Regions from separate parts of the Homo sapiens genome. Here region 2 is linked to region 1. The links are chromatin contacts, found by Hi-C or POLR2A ChIA-PET in ENCODE. All regions are on one chromosome and are shown on one strand. Each heading gives the region's core, a stretch centred on a gene start or an enhancer-like site at or near the end of the contact. The rest is flanking DNA. Distances are from core to core; before and after follow the strand shown.

What was found. Hi-C counts contacts between places; a loop is a spot of excess contacts on that map. ChIA-PET counts read pairs that join two places held with the same protein, here RNA polymerase II (POLR2A).
Region 2: a map of posterior vena cava shows a loop between it and region 1 (9-fold over the local background). The contact joins two enhancer-like sites. A Hi-C loop is called at or near these places in 2 of 168 maps with a recorded cell type or tissue (GM11168 and posterior vena cava). POLR2A ChIA-PET finds 5 or more read pairs at or near these places in 1 of 52 experiments (HepG2).

The regions. Positions count from the first base shown.
Region 1 is chr1:229,168,192-229,174,648 of GRCh38, forward strand. No RefSeq gene overlaps it. Among named protein-coding and RNA genes, the nearest start is that of LINC02815, 17 kb to the left of the region's middle. RefSeq lists an enhancer at 5,753-6,317. Within about 2 kb of position 3,865, at least 3 of the 41 ENCODE cell types and tissues checked have a DNase peak (open chromatin) inside an H3K27ac peak, as active enhancers do.
Region 2 is chr1:229,203,186-229,209,642 of GRCh38, forward strand. No RefSeq gene overlaps it. Among named protein-coding and RNA genes, the nearest start is that of TMEM78, 43 kb to the right of the region's middle. RefSeq lists enhancers at 3-640, 2,443-3,050. Within about 2 kb of position 2,345, at least 6 of the 41 ENCODE cell types and tissues checked have a DNase peak (open chromatin) inside an H3K27ac peak, as active enhancers do.

The DNA of each region.
Region 1 (6,457 bases), core at 2,615-5,114:
TGCAGTTCAAACCACAGTTCAAGGGTCAACTGTATTATTAGGCCCCCACTTTCATGGAGAATGAAAACTGGAGAGCATCAAACCTTTGTGGGATAAAGACATAGGACCTTCAGTGACTGCTCCACACAGAGCTGTTCATGACTAATGCCTTCCGAGGAGGGATGGGGAGAGTCCAGGCTGGGCAGGTGCCACTCTCGGCAGGGCTGGAGAGTGGGGGGCGCACACTGTTCTGTCTGTCCAGCCCCCTTGCCTCCCCCCACACAGCGTTGTCATGGTACCCTCCCTTCCTGGGAGAACTGCTCTCCTTGCGTCCATGTGTTTCTGGTGGGGCTGCCCATCACAGACTCCTACGCTTGCCCCTAGCCTGGGTGATCCACACCCTCCATGTGACACAATGAGGGACTGGCTTGAGGCCTGCTGTCTACCCCGTGTGCACAGTGAAAGCTTATTCCTTTGTCCTGGGGTTGTTACACTCAGGTGACATGTGTGCCCTTCTGCTACACAAGGAAGAGGCCCCCCTTTAGGAGGAGCTTGAGTCCCCCCACCTGCACCCAGGACTGAAGAAGGGTGAGAGATGGCCCTGACCACACTCACTGAGCCCTTCCATCCCGCCTGCCCAAGGCTGCTTCACTTCTTTCTCAGTTAAGTGAGGTCATAAAGTCTCCCTTTTTTTCAAGCTAGTCTGAGGGGTTTAAGTTTTTCCTTGCAACAGGAAGCACCCTGATTAATAGGGAAGGCTTGTTGCAGCGTCACTCTTAGACCTCGGCCACCACAGGCTTCGGGGCCCACATTTTAAGGGTCCTGCCCGGGCTCCTGTCTGGCTGCTCCCCTCCCTGGGGGCTGAGGAGGCTGGGAGTCAAGGGACCTAGAGCATCTCCCCTTCTGGGCCAGACTCCAGAATCTCCTGCTGCAAACCCAGATCTGCTTCCAGGGCCGCACAGCCCTCTCCCTGGGCCTGTCTTCCAAAGGACAGAACATGCTGCAGGCGTGTGGACTCCTAGGCTTGAACCAGGTCAGACTGGGAGGGAAGGGAGGGAGTCTTCCATCTGCACTCTTTCTTGGGCTCACAAATATTGGGAGGGAGCTTCCATTCGATGCATTTAAACCTCCAAACAACCCATGAGGTCATGAATAGGACACCTTTTTGTAAATCAGCCAACAGAGGAGTCAAGCACCTGGGAGAGAACCTAGTTCAGCCAGAGATGAGACTCTCAAGAACTGGTGACATTCTCTTGAATTTTGTGTCTAACAAAATTGATTAATAATAGGGAACATATCCCAATGCCTGCAAGAAAGACACAGCCACAGCTGGCAGAAGTCATGGGCACAGGCAGCAAGGATATTCACAGGCAAGAAGCCTCTCCCGTCAACTCTCAGAGCCAGCATGAGCCAGAGGGGCAGGGGTCAAGGTTTGCTCACAGACATCAATGACACATGGAGCTCTGAGTTCTCCAGGGACCTTCCAACTGGCTGTCTGACTGTCTCCACATCTCCCTTGCCAGCCTGTCTGTCTATACTAAGCCTTTAATACTTTATGTTTCCCCTTTCCCTTGCCATGGAACAAAATGACCAATGAACCACTTTGTATGCATGTTTTGGAACAATTCCCCCACACCCCTTCTACCAGACAGAGCTTTATCATACAGCACAGCATCTACTCCAGCGAATTCAAGCCCAGTGAGATTTCTCCAGGGACAGTAATTGGTCAACAGAATTCACAGGAGAGCTGAAGAAGCAAACCCTAGGCCAGTTTTCCAAGAATGACAAGGAGCCGTTCCCGCTACAGCCAGTAAGCTCTTGATGGCACAGAGAAGCCACTGTTAAGGTGGCTGGCTGTAGAGCAATGAGGCTCATGCTTGAGCCACAGTAGCAAAACCAGGGCCCACACTCTGCCTCTCTCCCTGTTTGACTCTGCTCAGAATGCAAGTCCCTCATAAGTCATCAAATTCATGTTCTTAAGTCACCTCTGGATCTTTGGTTGTAAAGGAGTCTGAGAGATGCTAGCCTTCACACCCTAGAAGAGAGGGCCAGCCTGCTAGGTACCACCCTCCCCTGATACCCGCTCAGAACACTGAGAGCATTGCATCCGCCACAGAAAGAAGGTGGCCTCGGCACAGGTGTCGGAAGTGCCTCCAGGTTGGAAACCCCCAGCCTTCACTGGGGCATTGACAGCCGTGGGACCTTGCACGAGACAGCAAGGACAAGCTGTCCCCTTAGTGCAAGCTGACAGCACCCAAGCAGACGGGAGTGAGGAGGGGGCTGGCAGGTGCCCGGGAACCTCGGGGACCCATCCTCCAGGCTGTCTGAGCTTCCCTGGGGCATCCCAGACTTCCTTTGGAGAGCTGAGTTCCAACAGAGAGAAGAAGACAGAGCCAGAGGAACCATCACTGAGTACTACGACAAGGCTCTAGTCCACCCTTGATCCTGTGTGGCCTGAGAGGCACAGGGTCCGTGGGCCACTGTCGTGTCTGAGGGCCTCACGGAGGCTGGCCCTGCCCCCTGCCTCTAAGGGCACTTCCTGCCTCCCTGGACTCTCCTTTCTTACCAAATCCATGCAGCATTAGAGCCCTCTCCCCAGAAAGTCACTTTGTGACTTAGGATCACTGTCACAACAATTCAGCTTCAATAAGACACTTAAGGAGGTTTAAAAGAACCACATGATTTAAGTCCATTTGCTTCAGGGACTTATATCTTGGGAGGCCAAGACAGCCAGCCATGCATGCAGCTCCCAGGGTGAGTTCTCCCTTCGTGCTCTCATATCAAACGGCAGGAACAAAAGGATCATAAATCAATGTTTTCAGAGAGGGCCAAGGTCTTTGTGTCCAAGTAATCTCCAGTGCCAGCACAGTCTCAGCAGCACACAGGTTCCATGATGCAAACAGGAATTCGAGAGATGAAACAAATTCCAGGAACCACCAAGCAACCACCCTCTTCTCCAGGTGGTTAATATTAATAAAACACTAGAATTCTTATGGGACGTATTTTTAGAAATATCAAAGGACCCGTTTTCCTGTATTTTGCACTTGCACTGCTAAACGCACTCACTTACCTGTACAAGGCCCACATGTCCCAAAACTGCAGCTCAGAGCTCAGGCAGAATCTCTCTGAGGCCTGAACTGCTCCTCTCACTCTCATGGGACCTTGAGAAGGGCTGAGACACCAGACTCAGGGCCATCCCTTCCACTCCTGTGCTGGAAAACACATTCGGGAAATGGTCAAATGAGTCCCAACAGTCCCAACTTTTACCTCACGTCAAATTCATTAGAGATTCTCTGAGGGCAAATAACTGGGAAGAGAGGGAAGAGTGGGGTCTTGCAATCACACTGCTAATGATTTATCATGAAACTTGAGGCTGGGTGCAGTGGCTCACACCTGTAATCCCAGCACTTTGGGAGGCCGAGGAGGGCAGATCCCCTAAGGTCAGGAGTTCAAGAGCAGCCTGGCCAACATGGAGAAACCCCGTCTCTACTAAAAATACAAAAATTAGCTGGGAGTGGTGGCGGGTGCCTATAATCCCAGCTACTCAGGAGGCCGAGGGAGGAGAATTGCTTGAACCCCAGAGGCAGAGGTTGTGGTGAGCCAAGATCATGCCACTGCAATCCAGCCTGGGCAACAGAGTGAGATTCCATCTCAAAAAAAGAAAAAAAAACCTTAAATCATCAGTCTGGATCAAAAGAGGGTTTAATAAATCAGCTTAAACCAGAGTCAATAGGCATAGGTAGAGGTCTAGATTTGTTTTTCATCTTTTAAACATAGAAAACATGTAAGGCTCAGAAAAGCTAAAGTTTATTCGAGGCCACACCCAAGACAGGTGGGCAGCATGCAGGTCTCTTGACTCCTCCGTGGCAGTTTGAGTCCCGAGCTATGGGTTGTGGAATGGGTCCAACTGAAGTCCCTGCCAAGTGGGACAGGTGCACTGCCATTGTTCCCATGGTGACAGATGGAACAAACACAAAACACAGGAAAGTCAGCTTATCTGAACACAGGTGTGCCTGCTGCTTTCTCAGTGTCTTCTCCTTGGATGAGTCTCGACTGTTAAAATCCCTGGCATCCTGACCTGTGTTCAGGAATTTCATTATCAGTCACTAAGAGGAAATGGTCCTCCAAAGGTGGGTAGGGAGATGATTGAGGGAAGAGAGATGGCCCAGGTAGGGCAGAGAGGGGAGGGGAGGGAAAGACCCTGGGGAGGGGAACAGGTAACTCCCACATGCCCAGCCCACACACAGTGCAGATTCCAAAATGGCAGCAATTCATCCAACTCAAATAAGAGAGACCAGTATACTTCAGAGCATCAAGAACCAATTCTTTCTTCAGATAAGCTTTTCAGAATGAGCAATATTTGCCTGTGAGAAGACTATGAGAGCCAGATTTAACTGCTAGTACTTTTAGGTTTTTGCATAATAGATCAGTAGCCATTTGGGTCAGTACATTCAAGCGTTTCTCTTCTGAGATCTGTATCAGCTTTGCAGGACTACGAAAGTTATGTTCAATAGCTTTGTGCATTGGGGGCGGGTTCATTCAACAATTTGTATGAAGGTTCCAGGTAACATGGTAGATAATAGTTTCCTTAGGCATGTAGATGACAAAATACTAGGAAAAGGACAACCCAGGAAAGTAATGGATTAAATTGAAATTCATCTGTAATATGCTAGAGAAGCAGAAACCATTAAGAAAGAAATTTGACTGGGTGCAGTGGCTCCCAACACTTTGGGAGGTCAAGATGGGAAGATCACTGGAGGCCAGGAGTTCAAGACCAACCTGAGCAATATAAGGCGACCCCATCTCTACAAAAATTTTTTTAAATTTTAAAAATTAGCCAGGTATTGTGGCACACACCTGTGGTCCCAGTGACTCAGGATGCTGAGGCAGGAGGATCCCTTGAGCCTGGGAGGTCAAGGCTGCAGCGAGCTCTGATTGCACCACTGCACTCCAGCCTGGGTGGCAGAGTGAGACCCTGCCTCAAAAAAAAAAAAAAAATAGAATGAAATTTGATAGAGACAAGAACAGGATATTATGCTTGGAGACAGAAAACAAACTGTAAGACACGAATAAGGAAATCTCAGTTGCACTTTCAGACACTGCAGCAAGCTCAGCCCAGGCCATATCTGGGCCTGGTAACAAGTCTCTTATTTAAGGGGCCAGACATCTTTAGGGCAGGTTTGCACAGCACATTTCCCATGCCTGACTTCATGCAGACCCCCCAATGTCCAGTGCAGAAGAGGAGGTGTCAGTACCCTCTCCATCCAGGGGTCAGAGAGTGTAAATGACCCACATGGACCACAAGGCTGCCGGGACTCAGCCCAAGGCCCAGGGCAGGGCACTCTGTGCTGGCACTCGAGATTACTTGGACACAAAGACCTTGGCCCTCTCTGAAAACATTGATTTATGATCCTTTTGTTCCTGCCGTTTGATATGAGAGCACGAAGGGAGAACCCACTGAGCTGGGCAGCTATCCCTTCAGAGCTATAAAGGGGTGACCCCATGGAGGGGTGTTCACCATATCAATTCAGCTGACATTTGCACAAACACACACCCAGAGTTTAAATGAGAAAGGTCTTATGACTTCAAAGTGAACTCCATCCTTGAGGCCCTCTAATGGGTTGGTCACACTAATCCACTGTCCTTTCAAACAATCAGGAAATAGCTTTAAAGTTCTGGGGGAGTATGCTTCCAGGAGAGGAAGAAGGGAGTGCTGGTCAGTGAAGGGGGCTTCAGTGGGCTACAAGACAGACCCCACACTGGGAGCAACAAGTGGGGGTGGTGGAAAGGACATGGATAATTCAAAAAACCAGCTTCAGCCAGGCACGATGGCTCACGCCTGTAATCTCAACACTTTGGGAAGCCAAGGTGGGTGGATTACCTGAGGTCAGGAGTTCAACACCAGCCTGGCCAACATGGTGAAACCCTGTCTCTACCAATAATACAAAAAAATACCCGGGCGTGGTGGCGGGCACCTGTAATCCCAGCTACTCGGGAGGCTGAGGCAAGAGAATCGCTTGAACCCAGTAGGTGGAGGTTGCAGTGAGCCGAGATTACACCATTTTACTCCAGCCTGGGCAACAAGAATGTCAGGCCTCTGAGCCCAAGCCAAGCCATCGCATCCCCCTGTGACTTGCACGTATATGCGCCCAGATGGCCTGAAGTAACTGAAGAATCACAAAAGAAGTGAATATGCCCTGCCCCACCTTAACTGATGACATTCCACCACAAAAGAAGTGTAAATGGCTGGTCCTTGCCTTAAGTGATGACATTACCTTGTGAAAGTCCTTTTCCTGGCTCATCCTGGCTCAAAAACCACCCTCACTGAGCACCTTGCGACCCCCACTCCTGCCTGCCAGAGAACAAACCCCCTTTGACTGTAATTTTCCTTTACCTACCCTAATCCTATAAAACAGCCCCACCCTTATCTCCCTTCGCTGACTCTCTTTTTGGACTCAGCCCGCCTGCGCCCAGGTGA
Region 2 (6,457 bases), core at 1,095-3,594, 33 kb after region 1:
TGAGGAGGAGAAGAGACTTCAAACTGCAAAAGCCTGGATCACAGCTGCTTTGAGAGGTGAATATATACATAACTTCCCATCACTAAGCAAATGAGCAATCTGCTTCTGGTCCTGGTCTTTCTCAGCTCCTGCTCCAACAGACTATGTCCTGCAGCGACACTAGAAAAACCACAACAGGTGGAGCAGGATTCTTGGGGAAACCCAACTGCAAAATGCATGAGCTGCATTGTTCATCTCAGGTGTTGTCAACTGCCCCAGGGTGGAATACACACAACCCCCATCTGGGTAGAGCAGAAAGCACACAAGGGTCTTTGGAAGCAGTTGGTTGCTAGAGGCCGGATAAAGCATTGTTCTGGAGTGCACTGTCTCCTCCAGGCCAATGAGAAGCAGTTTTTACACATGCCAGTAGCTTGGGGTTGGGTCTCAGAGGCCAACAACGAATAAGCCTTTACCTCCATGATGTCATTGCTTCCAATGTGGAATCTCATTGGCTGAAGGGCTTGTCACTCACTCACCAATGCTTTACAGGGATGGAATTCTGTGGAGTCCAAGGTTTTCTCACATAATGGGAGGCTCCCTTAATCCCTGGTTGAATTTGGCTGCTGTTTTTCTCTCCTACAGCTCAGTTCTGAATTATACACACAGCTTGTGGGTATCTTGGGGTTTTGTGCATTTTACTTTTACCAGCATATAAAAGCCCCTCAATTAGTAGTCTTGCCAAAACAGTAAATATTTTCTGGACATTAATGCTGCATAACTTTCAGAGATTCCTGCTGTTGTTTTTATTACCCCCATTTTGTCCGTGAGAAAGGACAGCCTGGAGCAGAAAAACTTCCCAGTCGCATTGATTCTAGGGTGAGAACTGTGAGCCTCAGGATACAGATTTTAAAAGCAGAAAGCAAAAAAAGGAGGCACACAGGTCTAAGCTGTGGCTCTTCCAGTATTTTCTGGGCTGCTGATCCAACGACTCCCACTTCACGTTGTGCATTAACTCTGCGGCCTGCTGCCCCACCCAGGCCTGTGCCCCCGACAGGGGCCTGTGTGCAGGACAGTATTGCAGGAGAAGCGTGTTTTAGGGCCAGTTGCATGATCTGGAGCAAGTTAGCATGCCTGTGTGAACTCCAGCTTCCACACTGTAAAATGAGCCTAACAGGGTCTCCCTGACAAAGCGGTTGCCAGGACTAGAGGAGGTCACTTGCCTGAGTCCCAAGCACAAAGTTGGTGCTCAATAAACAGCAACTGGCTTCAGGGTGGTGTCTGTCCCAGACAAATGCTCTTCAGGGGTGCTGAGGGTTCCTCCAGTCCATAACAGGACAGCAGAGAGTGCCTGCAGGAGACTGTGGCGAGGTGGCTTCCTGGTGCTGGCCTCGGGCAGAGCGGAGGACCACTTATCCAAGAACACAGACTCAGAATTGCCCATGTGAACGTCATAAGTTTCTCCAGGACAGTGGGGCCCCACCAGCGTGGGGGTCACACTTCTTACAAAGGTTGTATGTGGAACACACTGTTTTCCATCCAAGCAATGTGCCAGCCAGAACTTCACTGAGTCAGCGGCCTGGGGAACTGGAGACATTTCTCTTCTCTGGCACATATGGGGGCTCCCTACACTTGAGAGAAGTGGGAAAGGAGTAAAGAAAAAAATTCCTGGACTTTTATAACCAAAAAATATACTTCTGTTTAGTGTGGCATTAGGTCTGGACACCAGAAAACCCACCAGGGATATGTGTGCTGGATGTGTACCTTTCATTTAACTTGAGGACAAAACGAGGCAACGTCATTCCAGAGAAGCAGTGCAGAGATAAGCCCCAGCCAGGGCCTTTTGGGAGAGGAAGGAGTGGGTGGAGGGGGGGCACTGCCTGGTGGGTGACGAAGGGGCTCCATGATCAAACACTGCAGTTCTCCCACTCTCTCTGCCTTTCCCCTCCCTCTGAGCCCCTTACCCAGTCACCAGTACAACTCCCCTGCCAGCCCCCCACCAGCTTATGCCACTCAAAGGAACAAAACAATGCTCACAGAGTCAGCTCAGATCACACAGTCAGCTCGGAAACAGGAAAGCCTGCTAGCTTTTTGCCCAGGGTGAAGGAGAAACGAAGTAGAGAGTGCAGCCTGGGCCCCACTGCTCCATATTCACCACCCGTCAGTGCTCAGGGGGCTGAAATGTGCAAATACAGCACCTCTCAGGCCGGGCGGGTACAAACCATAAGGACAAAGTGACGGCATGTCGCACTCAGCCTCTGAAACTCAGCTGAAAATTCTAGAATGCTCTCTTTAACACAATCATCTGAATGCTACGAAGGAGCTTTGGTAAGGTTCCCAAGTCCTATAATTAGTCATGCTTTGCTGCAAGGCTGTTTTCAATTTACAGCGCTGCTCACACTCAAGCATGCCCTCACATTTGGCACGTGTATATCTGAGTACCTTCTGCCTCTATAAATGTGTCTCTTAGAGGCTTACTACTTGAGAAGCTTAACTCCTTGCTCAGTGGAGACACAGAAATGCTGGCAGCCGGCTTAGGGGCTCTCCTCCACCGTAAGAGCCCCGTTTACTCCCCACTGTCCTGAGCACACAGGCTCTGTCATAGCCGTCACCCAAGCAATGAAGTAGTGCCTCTTTTTTTTCCCACAGATGAGGATTCTGATAGCTGGAGAAGAACTTTCAAGACAACACAAATGCTCAGTGCTGGAATTGCGATTTCAGCTTGGGCCTGTCTGGCTTCTTTTCTGCTACATTACCTCAAATCCAGAGATGGAGCAACGGTTGCTCCTTAACGCTCTATCACCCAGCCTCCCTGGGGAGCACAAATCCTGTTTCCAAGCCAGGCTGGGACTGGATGGAGAGCCACTCAGGGCTCTCCCACTTTGCAGCAATTATGGGTAAACCATGACTTGCGAACAGCTCCCCTTCCACACTTCTGTCACTGTTGCTGACATGTGAGTGGCGGCCATGCACCAACCAGAGGGCCAGCTGGGCGAGCTGCAGTCGCTGGTGCGTCCCCTGGCCTCTGCATCAGCAGCAGGAGAGAGCCCTTTAGATGGTCTGAACCAAGTGTCCCCTTCCCTCCTCCTTATCGTCTTTGGCTGAATTTCCCCAAGGTCTTCACTCACCTCAACCCCCAACCCTAAGCATCCCCTCCTGGCACACTCCTGCAGTGGCCAATATGCTCAGACCCTTCGCCAAGTCTTGAGCCTGGCTCTGAATTCCATAACTCAAAAGGTAGGTGGACAGCCCTCCTCAGCATTCTGTGGTTGACATAAGTGCCCACCAGGCCCTCCACCTTGATGAGCTGAAGAAGGAAGCCAGTGAGATGCTTCCTACACCAAGAGATGGGGCATGAGAGGCTCTCACAGTGCAGGCCTGGCAGCAGTGCAGATTTCTTACAGGGCATCTGCCCCTCTTCTCTCTGGACCCTGAGCAGCTCTCACTGGAACCATTGCCAGGAACAGCCAGGGTTTATCATTTCAAACAACCAACCTTCACCCCTTCACTGAGCATCAATCACAGACTCAATGCTGCATAGGAGGTACACTGACCCTCAGCTGGCCTGTTAACCTGAATTTAAGAGAACATGTAGGCCAAGGCAGGAGAATTGCGTGAGGCCAGGAGTTCGAAACCAGCCTGGGCAACATAGCAAGACTCTCATCTCTACAAAAAATCTAGAAAATCGGCCAGGCGTGGTGGCATATGCCTGTAGTGTCAGCTACTCAGAAGGCTGAGGCAGTAGAATCACTTGAATCCAGGAGTTCAAGATGACAGAGAGCTATGATTGTACCACTACACTCCGGCCTGGGTGATGGAGCAAGACTCTGTCTCTAAAAGAGTGAGAGCGAGAGAAAGAGAGAGAGAGAGAGGGAGGATGCAAATCACTAAGCGCATGTGGACAGGAGCTCTGCAGCCCACCAGGTGAACTTCCAAGGTAGACTGGCTGAATGAGCAGCAAGTCTCCTCAGACACTCAGCTGTGGCCCTGCTCCTCCCTCTAGGCAGACATTAGTTTCTGCTGCAGAGAATAACAACACACAGTGCAAGATCACCACGTTACAGCTTTTCCCAGGGCAGAATGTTGCATGCTGGGTGCCACAGAAGAACAGCCTTTCCCTCCCATCTATCAGAGCATGAATATCAAACATTGATCTTGTCCTCTCCTTGACCAGGATAATTCAATTCTGTTCTCAATGTTGGCTCCACTTCAGCCTCTGGAAGGAACTTCATCATGGACTGTCGGATCCAGCCAGCAGGCACTGGAAGTGCCAAGGATCTAGGTCATGATGTTTTTTCTATGGAGATGCTGCAGCAATTAATTCCTGGTCAGACCCCTACTAAAACCACAGGAAATCACTGCCATCTTCAGTGTACTGGACTGTGAATGGCACTCATGTAAAGGTATTTTGCTGAATTCTATATGGTTCTACACATAATAATTCTAATTTATTACACTCTCAATTCCCCAGCAGCAGAGGTGGCACACACTTGCCGAGTGTCAATGCAATGCTGATGGTTGCCCAGTGACAATGCAAATTAAGGATGAACTCCAGCCTTCTAAAGATTCTACCATGTCATCTACAAGTCCTTCCTAAAGAGTTTTCCTTAAATGAGCAAGACTCTTCAACCACTTTCCAAGTCTCTTGATTGTGGCCAAAAGACAAATTCCAGGAAGCCAAGGTGGGAAGATTGCTTGACGTCAGGAGTTTGAGGCTGCAGTGAGCTATAATTGTGCCACTGCACTCCAGCCTGGGCAACAGAGAAAGACCCCATCTCGAAAAAATGAAAAGAAAAGAAAATAAAATTAAGTGAAGAAAGGAGCTCTGGCTTCCATTCTCACCTCTAATTGGAAACAACGAAGAGAGTTTCCATAATGAGTCTGGGTCATTTCCCCTCCTTGTGGCGCATAGGTCTAGCAAGGAACCAGTTGGGCAGGATAGCTTATCAGACCTAACTCCCTTGTCCCCAGCTCTCTTACCTGACTGGAGCACCCTGCCTGCAGTTGGACATAGTGAAGTCACCAAGTCTAGGAATTATCTAGACACAGGGAGTTCTAAGTAATTTATTTATTTAACAAACATTTACCTAACACTTACTAAGTTCCAGGTCTCATCTAAGCACTTTACATGTGCTAGTTCCTTGAGCCTCAAAAGAGTCTTATTAGGTAGAGCCTATCATAGTCTTCATTTTAAAAATAATGGATCTCCTGTCACCACTCCTTTTCAATATCATACTGGAAGTCCTAGTTAATGCAACAAGAAAAAAAAGGAAATAAAAAGTATAAGAATAAGAAGAAAGAAATAAAACTGGTTTTGCTTGCAGATGACGTGATGTCTGTGTAGAAAATCTGAAAGAACAGAAACAACAAAAATCTGAAACTAAAACCCAACTATAGCAAGGTTGCAAGATACAAGATTAATATACAAAAGTCAATTGCTTTCCTATGACTCAGCAATAAACAAGTGGAATTTGATATTAAAAACATAATACTGTTTATAGTACTGTGAAGCAAGTTTACTGTGCAATGATTATTTGCCCAAGTCCAGTGAGACAGAACACTCATGCATGCAAGTTACACAAAACAGGTTTATTACTCACAGATAGGCAGTAAGGGACAACAGAAGCCTAGGATTCATGACAAGCCAGTCCCCCAAAGCTCAGAAAAGCTGCCCAGGGTAGATGAAGACTCGACTGCACGTGACCCCACTTGCACCACAGCCAAGGAACCCCAGAAAGCAGCCTACCTTGGGTTTTATCCTCCCCAAGGGAACACAACATGCTAGACTAAGGCACTGAAGGACATCCTGCTCTTAGGGGGAACAGGAACGAAGCCTGACTGTTCCAACCAGCTCCTCCTCATCTTGGCATGTTGTACTCCCAGCATAAGAACTCCCAGCATTGAGAACTCCAAACAAGAAAGGGGGAAGAACTGGGTCAGTCTGAGGCCATGTGAAAAACTTCCCAGCAATTAGCACCCTCCAAAATGTAACACTTAGGTACAAATCTAACAAAATATGTGCAAGATCTATCTGAGGAAAACTACAAAAAAAAAAAATGGAAAAGTGAGGCCAAGCTCGGTGGCTCATGCGTGTAATCCCAGCACTTTGGGAGACCAAGGCAGGCAGATCATGAGGTCAGAGGATCAAGACCATCCTGGCTAACATGGTGAAACCCCATCTCTACTAAAAATACAAAAATACTAGCTGGGCGTGGTGGCGGGCACCTGTAGTCCCAGATACTCAGAAGGCTGAGGCAGGAGAACAGCATGAACCCAGGAGGTGGAGCTTGCAGTGAGCCAAGATAGCGCCACTGCACTCCAGCCTGAGCAACACAGCGAGACTCCTTCTCAAGAAAAAAAAATGGAAAAATAAGGCAACGAGAGGTTGAGTCACTTGCCTAAGTTCACACAGCTTCTATCAGGGAAGGGGTGGGTGGGTAGGATATGAAACTACAGAGCCTGACTCTGACATCCGTGGTTA